Regions from separate parts of the Mus musculus genome. Here region 2 is linked to region 1. The links are chromatin contacts, found by Hi-C in ENCODE. All regions are on one chromosome and are shown on one strand. Each heading gives the region's core, a stretch centred on a gene start or an enhancer-like site at or near the end of the contact. The rest is flanking DNA. Distances are from core to core; before and after follow the strand shown.

Evidence for each region. A loop is a pair of places that touch in the nucleus more often than their neighbours do.
Region 2: a map of T-helper 1 cell shows a loop between it and region 1 (2.9-fold over the local background). The contact joins the promoter of Cd2bp2 here to the promoter of Coro1a in region 1. A Hi-C loop is called at or near these places in 3 of 37 maps with a recorded cell type or tissue (CH12.LX, CH12F3 and T-helper 1 cell).

Annotation. Positions count from the first base shown.
Region 1 is chr7:126,700,586-126,706,380 of GRCm38, forward strand. Coro1a (coronin, actin binding protein 1A) reads right to left here and starts at 4,231. Exons shown (of 11, transcript NM_009898.3): 1 at 4,067-4,231; 2 at 2,391-2,589; 3 at 1,421-1,543; 4 at 1,205-1,334; 5 at 933-1,117; 6 at 705-824; 7 at 407-511; 8 at 155-300; 9 at 1-56. The coding sequence starts at 2,588.
Region 2 is chr7:127,194,179-127,200,015 of GRCm38, forward strand. Cd2bp2 (CD2 cytoplasmic tail binding protein 2) reads right to left here and starts at 1,899. Exons shown (of 7, transcript NM_027353.4): 1 at 1,751-1,899; 2 at 1,183-1,283; 3 at 845-980; 4 at 566-723; 5 at 25-463. The coding sequence starts at 1,260. Tbc1d10b (TBC1 domain family, member 10b) reads right to left here. Exons shown (of 9, transcript NM_144522.5): 7 at 5,555-5,744; 8 at 5,120-5,274; 9 at 3,281-5,034. The coding sequence ends at 4,393.

The DNA.
Region 1 (5,795 bases), core at 2,981-5,480:
TTCTAGGCACTGTCATGGCAATGGGCTCACACTTCCGCTCATGAAGCTTATAGAATCTGTGGAAACAGGAAGATGAGCGGCACTCTTCAGCACGGCTGGCTGGGTGCTGAAGATCGGGCTAGGATTAGGGGTCAGTCAATTAGGAGTCAGTCACCTGGCAATCTCACACTTATTCACTTCCAGGCCACGTTTGGGCATGTAGCCCATACCACGCTGAGACTCCTTGGAACTGAACATGGAAAGATAATGCAGGAACGGAGCCTCAGAAGTGATCTCAAAATACCGGATAGAGCTGTCACCCTGTGGGTGTGGGCAAGACAGTACCATCAGAACAGGGCGCCCGGCTGTCTGTTCACCAAGCCACCTACCCACCTCCCTCGTCCCCCAGCCCTCCTGCCTGAGTCACCTTGCCACAGAGGTAGACAATGTTGGTATCAGGATCAAAAAAAGGTAGCAGGACTCCGCTGCTTGTGTCCAGCTCCTGCAGGGACAGTGGCTCCTCCAGGTGCTTCTGTAGAGACAGGAGGTGATAGAGCAACAGACTGGACCATGTCAAGGCTTCACTGGACAATCAGCAGGCAAAGGCCCTCAGACTAAGCATGGAAACTCCCCATCTCACAGGAAAACTGAGGCCACAGTCACGTGGTAGAGTAAGCGTCTAGCCCTGATCCCCAGCCCGCGGGGCCCTGTGTCTCAGCACTCACTGTGTCCCACAGCGCCACCTGCCGCTCACTCATGCGACTGAAACCCGTGGTTAGAATCTTCCCTTCTGACACAAACACAGCGTGCACTGGCCGAGTCCCCTCATGGGGACGGTCCTTTTCCTGAGAGGAAAGAAAGTAGGTCAGCCTCTCACAGTCTCACCAAGGGACTAGACCCCAGGTGGGTGCAGGAGGAGCAACATCCAAGGTTTAGGTTTCACGGCAACTTACAGCCACAACAGTGCCTTTGCGAGGCTCGATGACACGAACTCGCTTGTCACGGCAGGAGGTGCAGATGAGAGCACCGTCCCGGCTCCAGTCCACGCTGTAGATTGTGTCCGGGTGCACATCCGGGCCCAGCGTCAGCACAGCTGCCCCAGTGCCCACGTCCCACACCAGGATCACATTGTCACAACCTGCACAATTGATGGTCCAGCGTTGAACCATGAGCCTTTGCCCCCTGTCAAGTCGCGCCTAGCCCTCCCCTCCGCCCCCTATGGCACCTGCGCTGAGAAGCACATTCTGGGCTGTGGGGTGCCAGGCCACGATGCCAACCCTCTTGGTGTGGCCCTCCAAGGTGATGACAGGCTCCCGCAAGGGCAGCACCAGGCCCCCATCCGGGATCTCCCACACCTGTAGAAAGGGGAGAGTGAGTCTGGGGTTTCAAACACCAGGTCCTTCTTCCAGACTCCTTCAGAACACATCCCTAACAGACTTACCATAACTGTGCAGTCCTCAGAGCCACTGGCAATGACATTGTCATTGTGTGGACACCAGGCGATGTCTAGCACAGGGGCAGTGTGGCCGCAGACCAGGGGCACGTTCTTGTCTACTCGTCCAGTCTGGGGGCACAACGGGGATTCTAATGGAGGCGATTTGACCTCTGAACCCAATCCAACCTCCCCACACACCCCTGCAGAGGGACGCAGAGGAAGGCTGTGGGGTCCCTGGGAGCACTGGGGTGGGGAGGACTTGGCATCGTCTAGTCCCAAGAAAGCTAGCACCAAATGAGACTCTGGCCAAGATCCTGGCCCTCTTTCTCAGTGTCATGTGTGGGTACCATGGACCCAGGGTGAGCATGGGGCTGTGGTCCCCAAGAGGAGAGTGTGAGAAGAGTGCTATAGGATGTGTCCTATAGATTTGGGCCTGGAGGTCTGTCTGATGCCTCTAGACAGCAGCAGAGGTTTGGAAATGGCCTCTTCCGAGAGCCAACTGCTTCCTGTGTAAGGAGCTGAGCAGGGTGCAGGCCCAGCTTCAACCCGACAACCACTTCCTCTTCTCTTCTGCTTCCATCGGCCCTTTTAAGGTAAAACTTGGGGCCTATCTCCCCTTCCTGTTTCACCCCCTGAGGAGTCCAGGAGTGAACTTCAGCTGAAGAACAGCAGGCTCAGAGGGGAGGAAAAAAAAGGGTTTTGCCTCGTCTCCACCAGGGCTTACGCTTGAAGGGTCCCCAAAGTCCTCGCCAGACCTGCAGCCTTATCCTTAGCAGAAAACCCCAAGCCAAGATTTGGGGGACCTGCCCCCCTTGTTTTGTCCCCAGAGAGCTTAAGTAGCAAATGGCCCTGTCCCATTTTACAGATATCAACACAGAACCCCAGGGAAGCTGGGTCACAGTCAGCTACTGAGGACCCCACAGTCTCCATGGACAGCAGAGTCCTCCCCAGGACCATTGAGGTTCCGGAAGCTCACCTTGCCTAGGGGTAGCACCAGGAAGGCCCCTCCCCCACTGGCCTCACAGATCAGAGCCATGAACTTGGGGTTGACAGCGCAGAAGCCACTGTCCCAAGTGGTTTGTGAGACGCGCACATCCTCATAGCACTGGTCAGCCTTGGCTGGCTGTCCAAACACGTGGCGGAATTTGCTGGAGCGAACCACCTGCCGGCTCATCCTGAAGGATACAGATTGTAAACTTTTCTTTGGGTCAATCCCAGCCGCACTTTGTCATCCCCAGAGCAACCCTTGGCCTGGCCTTGAGGGTTCCAGCATGGCGTCTGAGGCACCCTGACCATGACTGACAGCTTGCTTATCTCCCTGCTTACCCTCCCCAGTTTTTCTGTCAAATTCCCAGGCACTTCAAGCCACACCCTCAATCCTGCACCATCAGCCCCTACAACAGCCTGCTATGGTGTGGCTCCAAGGGTCTGGTTCTTGACTAAGACACAGTGCCTCCTTCCTAGTGGTCCAGACAGTCTGGAGATAGGTTCCCTCCTATCGAACTCTTCTAGATCCCACATCCCTCACACAGAGCTTCCTAAAGGCAGGGCAGGGCTTCTCCCTGGCCTTCCAGCTCAGGGATGGCACACAGAGGGATGCAAGCCAGCTTGCCTAGGAAGGGATGCAGTAGCAGGATGGCTTCCCCAGGTTTCTGGCTACAAGAAGCAGCAATGGCTTGGGTCCCAGCATCTCCCCAGACCTCTGCTCCTAACCTCCGCTCAGAAAAAAAGCAGATGTTCTTCTGAGCCATTTCTGCTTCCGTTAAACTACACTCAGGAGAGGCCCACCCTGACTTCCCTGAGGTCCGCTAAGATGGTTACCCACTGTGGCTAGGCAGCCAGCTAGTGAAGCCCAGGGGCTGCCTCTATCCTGTGCCCAATCCCTCCTCCTTCCTGCTCAGTAAAGGAACCTCGGCTGCGCTGTGGAAGGCATCCTGCCCAGAGCCTCTATCCACCTCCCCAGCCTCACCCATCTGCTCTGCCTTAATGGGGGACTCAGCCCCTTCGTGCTGGGACTCCAGTCCTCGCACACCCCGGTATCACCAAGGAGGCTCCCAGGTCTATTAAAAATAAAAGCAGGTGAAGTGCCTGAGTGAAGTCTCCAAGACAGGAAGGGGACACAAGACCCCAGTGAGCAGTCTGGATTTGGGAGAAGGAAAGCCCAATCCAAGGTAGGGGCGGAAGATGTGCCCCACCCGGCCTCCTCCCCCACCCAGGTACCAAGCCCGGAAACCACGGAAAGGGGAACTTAGTCTTGTTTTGCACTCAACCCCTTCCTGTCTCAAAGCTCAGGGCAGCTACTTGGCTCACCCCACCCTGCATCCCCCACCTTCAGAAGCTCCCTCCCCGGGGCATAGGTTCTGAGCCCAGCTACGGCCGCTCCCAGGAGCCCACCTCCATCTTGGTCACGATGGTCCTTAGCCCTCACCTTGGAGCACTCTGGGACCTACTTGCCCCTTCGAACTCCCTCGTCCTCGATCCTCCTGGCGGGGCTCACAAACCGGCTCTCTGTCCCCAGCCTGGTGGCTCTGACAGCTCGCCCGCCCCCACAGTCCCACAGTCCTGCCCCCACACTGGCGCTGGCCCCACAGGTGGCCCATGGCAGCGTTGCCTGGCCCTTGTGACCAGCCCTCCCCCGGCGCCCAGCCTCACCTGCTGCGGAGAGCTGAGCGTGACCCCTCCCAAGTAGAGGAGGAAGGAGAGAAGGATGGAGGAGCTGCAGGCTGGCCACCGAGGATGCTCTGTCAAGACAATGAATGAGCAGCGGCCGTGCGCCGGCCTCCTCCGGGTGGTAGCGCCCCTTTGGGCGGAGCTCATGGAGGCCCGGCCCTTCGCTCCAGGGCTGCAAGACTGGGACCGCTCCCCATGCTGTCAGCTCCAACCCCCGAACAGATGCTGACGCGAATCAACTCTTCTTTTAATGTCAGAACGCAAAAATATCCCGTTCCTTCATCCCTCCCCCAGCCGCCCGCTGCCTCCTCGAGGTCCTTTCCCTGGCACCGGAGAAAGCTTTAGAACGGCTTCAACCAGCTTGAGAGCCTTCTCTGCTACAGGAGGGACCTCTCCTGTCGTTACCCCAAATGGATTTCTGGGAGGCCTTGGGGGGGTCATTTCTCCTTTCTAGGGATTTAGGGCTTCAGCGGGGACACCCTTGTCCTCTGCTTCGTGGCATTGAGGCCCGGAAGAAGTAAAATAACTGGGCATTATGGAGCACCTGTTCTGTGCTGGGGCTATGGAGGCAAATGAGTAGTGCTCCCCCTCTAGAGAGCTCTCGGGCCATGAGAAGAGGGAGTCGGGAGTCCGTCTGACACAGTTTAAAAGCCACTGAGTACACACAGAAGTCTGATATCACACACAGCTGGGCTGTGGTCCATTCCTGTCCCTTGAGGGGAGTGGGTTGTCACGGTAGCAAGGGCAGAGGAAGAAAGGCCTTTGCTGGAACCATTGTTGTGACTCCTGGCTGTCACTCATTTGAGTGACCTTGGGCAGGTTAATTTAATCTCAGCCCCAGTTTCCTGTCTATAACAGTCTTACCTGCCTTCGTATGGAGATGGTCACTCCAAGGATAGCTGGATTTGCATCTACAGAGTGGCAGGTATTAATTAGTGTTGGGGTCTTACAGTCAGATATGGTGGCCCACACCTGTAAATCCATTACTACGGAGGCAGAGGCAGAAGGGTCAGTGAAACCAAGGCCAGCCTGGTCCACATGTAAGCTCCAGACCAAGGCTACATAGTGAGACCCTGTTTCAAAAACCCAAAAGATGTTGGTTCTTTTCATTATTGCCATTTACCAAAGCTTTGGGCTATCCTGGGAGGAAGAGGAAACACCACAAGTGGCTCTGGAGAAGGGTAGGGGGCTGAGGCGCAGTGTCAGCAAAGCTCAAGGACACAGGTGTGCTGACAGTCATCTGTAGTCAGGAAGCTGAGGCAGGAGGCCAGCCTGGGCTACATAGCAAGACCCAGTCAGAAGAAACTCTTCTTTAAGGTAGAAGTAGTTCGAAAGAACAGAAGGGGCTCCAGTTGTACTGATTAGCCGTGTGATCTTGGCCAAGAGGCCCCACCTCCCTGAACCTCAGTTTCTGTAGGAGAGAAACAAGAAGTCCTGCCCACCTCACAGCTAACGGTGCGGTGCGTAAGGTGTAGTCTGAAGTGTTCTGCAGTTACTCAGTACAGGGTTGGATAGTGCCTGAGGCTCTGTGACTGTAGCCAGCGACTCTAGAGTCTCCAGCTAAAGTGATAACAGTAATGGGGCTGAGAATGGAGTTCAGCTGGCAGAACACCTCATAGCATGCATAAAGGCATGGCCTCCAGCATCACATAAGCTAGGTGCCGGGCTAGAGAGACAGCTCAGTGGTGAAGAGCGCTCACTGTTCTTGCAG
Region 2 (5,837 bases), core at 649-3,148, 490 kb after region 1:
CCCACCCGTGCCCTCCAAACTTACCCTCTCTTTGGGTAGGGGTTGGGGTTTCCAGTTCACCCTCTGCTACTTCCTCAGCAAACATGTCCAGGGAGGGTGGAGGTGTGGGGTCATGGGATCCCTGGGCCCGACACCCCAAACCCTTCAGTCGCATAGCCAACCGTTCCCTTGTTTCCTGGTACACACCAAGGTTGCCTCGTGCCACCATTTGGTCAGCTAACCCAGACAGCCGGTCTAGCCGCTGGGGGGAATTGGGCCGTCCAGTCCCCTTGCTGTTGCTCCCTTTGCCTCCTCCTCGGGCCCCCAGCCGCCTAAGGGCCCCAGCCACTGTCTCTCTTGGCAACAACAACTCCAAAAGTCCCTCCAGGAGTGCTTGGGCGCTCATTGGAGTCTGACCCAGGCTGTCTTCCTCCTCCGAGTCTGAAACCTGGTGCTTATCAGGGGGCCGTTCCTTGATCCTCACCTACAAGGAAAAGATAATTAGAATTTCTTACAAACTTCCACCAGGGCCCAGGCCCTGCACCTGCACTCCCAGGCCTCAGCCAGAATAGTCCCTGGGCCACACCCAGTCAATGTTGTCCAGCCAGCTGTCTCGGATCTGCGCATCCTGGTTCAGGAAGTAGTTGCCATCAGCATCAAAGTGGCCTTCCTCCATCTCTTCCTGCAGGTTGAAGGGTGTGATCCTCACACCGCCCTCACTAGGGAGAGTAGCTGCTTCCTGACCTGCACCGAAGACATTGGGGGTGGGGCATGCTAGACACGCAAAAGGGAAGCAGGCACACCTCCCACCTCCATCCTGAAGGCTTGTCCCCCCAACTCAGTTAACGCTTCGGACATAGCTCACCTTCTACATCCTCTGAGGCCAGGATATCATATTTGCTGGACCCTTCCTCATCATCATCCTCTTCATCACTGTCTAAAGAGTGCTTGCCTTTGAAGCGGCTCCCAGGACCACCTGCTGCAGCCACAGGGTCCACCAGCTGTGAGGAGGCCGAAGCAAATGAGAAATGCAGCCAACTGGGTAGTTCCCCAGATACTCCAGGATCTGTACACAAATCTTTCCAAACCCAGTGCGCCGGGGAAAACTAACACTTCCTTGGCTTCCCGGCTTTCCTCCCATCAGATTTCTCCTTCTTCTTTCCTCTCAGTCCTCCACGGAAATTCGAAATCTGGCCATCTCACCTTCTTTTTGGGCACACTGATTTCATCTTCACCATCCTCATCTCCAACACCCTGAAAAGTCACTTTCCTCTTTGGCATGATTGGCTGTGGATTTCCTCCAGCTGGACCTCGGAAAAAGATATGTAGTGAGGAAGTGAGGTAAGGAGAGAGGACCGCGGGGGAGTGCAGGGGCCACCAACATTTTTCCTGGTAAATGTGAGCGAGGACAGATCGCTAAAGCATCTGAGAGAACTAGCAGGCACGACGTCCGGGGTTGGTTGGGCAATTCTGAGGCCCGGAGGAGAGGCGATGGGAAGGATCTCCGCCCCCGCGTGGACCCTGCGGGTATTCCCACCCGGGGATGGGGAGTCAGGTTCCCCTACGTCACCACTCCCCTACCAGTCCGGAGCTACCGAACTCAACCACCTCTCCCACCCGAGTGCTCACAGAGGCCGGTCGGACCCAAGAGCTGGAGCTGCCTAGATCCCCGAATACCACGTAGCGACCTGCTCGGCCATGTCCTTGGCGTACAAACTAAAGGCGAAGCAAACCCGCGGGGATTCAAACAATCTTACCCGCCGGTGCTCACCTAGGAACCCAGGGTCAGGCGGGGAAGAAAAGGAAAGATGCTTTCGCCGGTATTACATCCGGGGCACCCGCCTTCATCACCCGGAAAAAAACCGTGGAGACCGGCATAGGACCCGGAAGTGGCTTCACTTCTATTCAAAAAGGGCGGATGCATACCATTAGCCAAGGCCGACTCGCGGCAGGAAGTGACGCAAGACCTGCAAAGACTCGCGTGAACTACGTCCTTGCCTCACGGGACTTGAGGATGGCGGGAAATGTTTTATTATTCCTCTACGATGGAGGCTACAGTGAGGATAAGGACGTGGTGTGCTAAGAGGTTCCCAAGGCCTGGATGGAGAGGCACAGGCCGAACAGAGGCTTCGGGCTTCCGTTTGCATGTATGGATAGGGTTCTGTACGCCTAGTGGCCTTCAGTAGACACCCGGGCTTCCGATCTTAACGCAGTCCCAACACTCGGGAAATTGAAACAGGATTGATTGTCGCGAGATTGACGACAGTCTGGGATACAACATGAGACCGTCTATTTTTAAAGAAAGTCTTGCTCTTCTCTCTGAGTCCTGCTTCTGATTATAAGCGCTCGGGCACCTTCCAAACCAAGCCCTTTTAGAACCCAGGAGTCATTTGCACCATGTCTATTCTCCCACTTAATTCCTAGTTTCTGTAGCGGGACAACCATCACAGGAGGTGCCACTGGCTTCCGTCCGTGGCCTGTAACCAGGCAGAAGCCCATCAGTTACACGAAGCCTACCTCATCCCTTAGCAAACTGCCAAAGGGCTGGGATCCAGCTCCTGCAAAGCTGGGGCCAGGTGAGATCTTCCCCAATAGTGAGGTTTAGATCTGGAGCTCTGGGGAACAACTCAAACCTCAACGCCTCCACCCCCGTCCCCACCCTCGGCTAAATAGCTCCGGTGATCCTACTAGAGTTGGAAGAGGGCAGCCAGATGGACCACGCCTTTCTCCTCCAGGGTTTTCTCCCATTGTGAATCATGAAACTTCACTTCTGTGGGTACAGAACACAAGTTCTAGACCAGGAGGGCATCTTGCTACAGACAGGACCCTGAAGAAAGCAGCTCTCAGCACTGCTGGTTCATCCGGAGGGGGTTTTCTCTACCTGGAGACCACACACCCTGATCCCCTTTCTGCTGAGAAGTGCCAAGTGGAGCTTTACGGCCACAGAAGCCCACACCTTTATCATCCTGACCCGGAGTAGAGGGTGTGTGGCAAAGATCTAGCCACAGAAAACAAGAGCTGCGCAGTTTGGTTGTGTGTACCTGCTGGGATGAACCCCAGGCAGTTAGTCTACCCTAGACGCCCAGGGAACTGCACCAAGCTGCTGACCAAGAACCCAGCCCAATCTAAAGATGGTGGTTTTGCACACACTCTCAGGCCCCTCCTTCAGCTTCCAGGGGGCTGAAGCCATTGGAAAGGCGATCCCAGTCCTGCAAGCTGTGCAGAGGATCCCAGGAGGCCAGTGAGAGTGGGAGCAGCAGAATCCAGGCAAAGCTGAGGAGGAAGGAGCTGGACCACTATGTTTGTTGATGAGAGATGAAGTGAGCGTTTACTGTGACTCCTTTTGGGGGTCGAATACTATTCACAGAGGTTGCCTAAGACTATCAGAAAACAGAGACGTACATTATGATTCATAGCAGTAGTATACTGTTATTAAGTAATAATGAAAATAATTTTATGGTTGGAGTCACCACAATATAAAGAACTGTATTAAAGGGTCACAGCATTAGGAAGATTGAGAACCAGTGGTCCAGATGTTCCTGCCAAGACCTGCAGACTGAACCTATGGAAAGTCAGACTTTGTGCCTGCCTCCCCCACTCCCCTTACTCTACAGCACTCTTCAAATAACAAGGCGGGAGACAGATATAACAGCAGGTTCATTTTCCGGTTCCTCAAAGCGCCACAAAACTGCCACTGAGGTGGGACCAAGACAGAAGAGAATGTAAACATTGGGTTCCACCCCTGGACTCAAGGGAAGACCCTTATTCAGAGAGGGGCTTGATGGCTAGAAAGGAACAAAATCGAAGACAGACTTTGTGACTGCAGCAGAGAGGCCTGAGCATACAAAGCAAGTGAGTTAGGAGAGAGCAGGGCACGGGTGGGAAGGAGACGGAGGACACTTCCTAGCATATCCTCTTAAATAAACTGGAGTGAAGCAGCGCTGTGGAGAGGGGAAAGGACAGCACCCACCCCAGGCCAACCTGACCTTCTGTACATAATTACAACACAAGGATATCCAGGAGAGAAAACAGCCTTGGCCCCCAGTAGGCAGTGGGGTGACAGGCAGGGCCCCAAGACAGGAAAAGGAACCTAGCTCCACCATCTAAGGGAAGCCACCGGAGTGTAAGACAGCACCCCAGAAGGATTTCATAGGTGTGACAGAGACCCAAGCTGAGCCTAACTGGACAAAAGGGTCTCCAGACTTGGTCACTGTTACCCTAGGTAATGCAGCTGTCCCTTGCACTGTGGCTGTCCTGGCCATGTACGGATCAGCAGCTGGCAAGGAGTCAGGGGAATCAAGCCACTTTCCTCAGAAAAAGGAAGAGCCTGCCAAGGGGAGCTGGGAGAGCCTGCCAGGGCTGCTCTCGATGAGGGGAAGGAGGAGGGCCATGCCATCCAGATCCAACCAGAGGTCAAAAGTAAGCATCCTGCCGGGCCTCAGCTGCTGACCTGTCCCCACCATCATGGGATGCCGGGGGCCCATCTGCCCTTCGACGCAAGGACAGTTTCCGGCCTTGGCCTTTCTTCTCCAGCTTCTGCCGCTCCTTCTCCTGCTTCTGCTGTTCCTTCTCTTGCTCCTTTTCCCACTTCTGCCGCTCCTTCTCCTGCCTTTCCCGCTCCTTCTCTTGTCTCTGCCGCTCCTTCTCTCGATCTTTCTCCTGTTTCTGCCGCTCTTTCTCCTGCCGCCTGATCTCCTTGCTGGTGCCTAGTGGGGTGCTGTTACCAGTAGGTGAAGGAAGGGATGGATGCAGTCCCTCAGCAATGACGACAGCCCCAGGGACGGGCCCAGCACTAGCCCTGCGGACAGGAGGTGGTGGGGAAGGAGCCCCTCCAACTGCCCGGGAGCCTCTGCTCTTGAGACTAGGGAGGCTGAGGAGGCTAGAGGAAGGGCCCAGGGGTGGCTGCTGCCGCCTGCGTTCCTCATGGATGGCTCGGGAGCCGTGTAGTCGCCGTGAGGGCCGATACTGCAGCTCTCCTCTAGTTTCTCGCCACTTCTTCAGTTGGGCTGCATTCTCCCGCTCAATCCATGCTTCTGTCACTGGGAGGTTGGTTACCTAGACAGAGACATGGAAGCCAGAGTGTAGACCTGTGTGGGAATGGGCTGAAGCAGGTCAGGGTGTGCTGAGGCTCATGGCCTACCTCATGCACCAGGAAGTCCTCCTGCATACACTGTTGTGGTAGGTTTCGAAGCTGCTCCATGGTTTCATACATGCCTTGACATGAGCGCAGCTTTTCCACAGAACCCAGTGTGTGCCGCAGTAAAACCAGAGCCACTCGGAAGATGATCTTAACGCCTACAGGGTCAGAGAAGAATGCAAAGAGAAATCAGGTCCAGGACCTCCGCTGTCTTATGGAGGCAAACAGCCCTGCTGCTGCTGATGCCTGCCAGCCTTACAGCTGAAGATTTCTTGGAGGGCAAGCAGACTCTAGGCTGGTGGCCAAACCAAGATAGGCCCTGTTTTTCCAAACTGCAGAGTTTATTATGAAGCCTAGGCCCAACAATACTTGTCTATGGGATACCAGTAAGTAACAAATCCTAGCCTCCCCCCTCAGCCTGGCCAGCCACTGAAATACCTTCACAGAAAAACATGTCCCAGACACGCAGCACTGAAGCCCAGGGGAGGGTGCGGGCAAAGATGCACATGAACCACTCTGTCATGTAGAGCACAGGGTCAATGCGCTGCCGCCGAAGGTGACGATGTGCCAGCGGAGAGACCCGGCGCAGGAGTGCAAAAAAGATTTCTCCATCCAACTGAATGGCTTCCTAGAGGCGGTGGGAAGAGCTATAAGAAGTGGGTCTGGTTTGCTGTGGTCCCCTCAGGGTACAATCAAACCTAAGAGGCTGTCTTAACCTCAA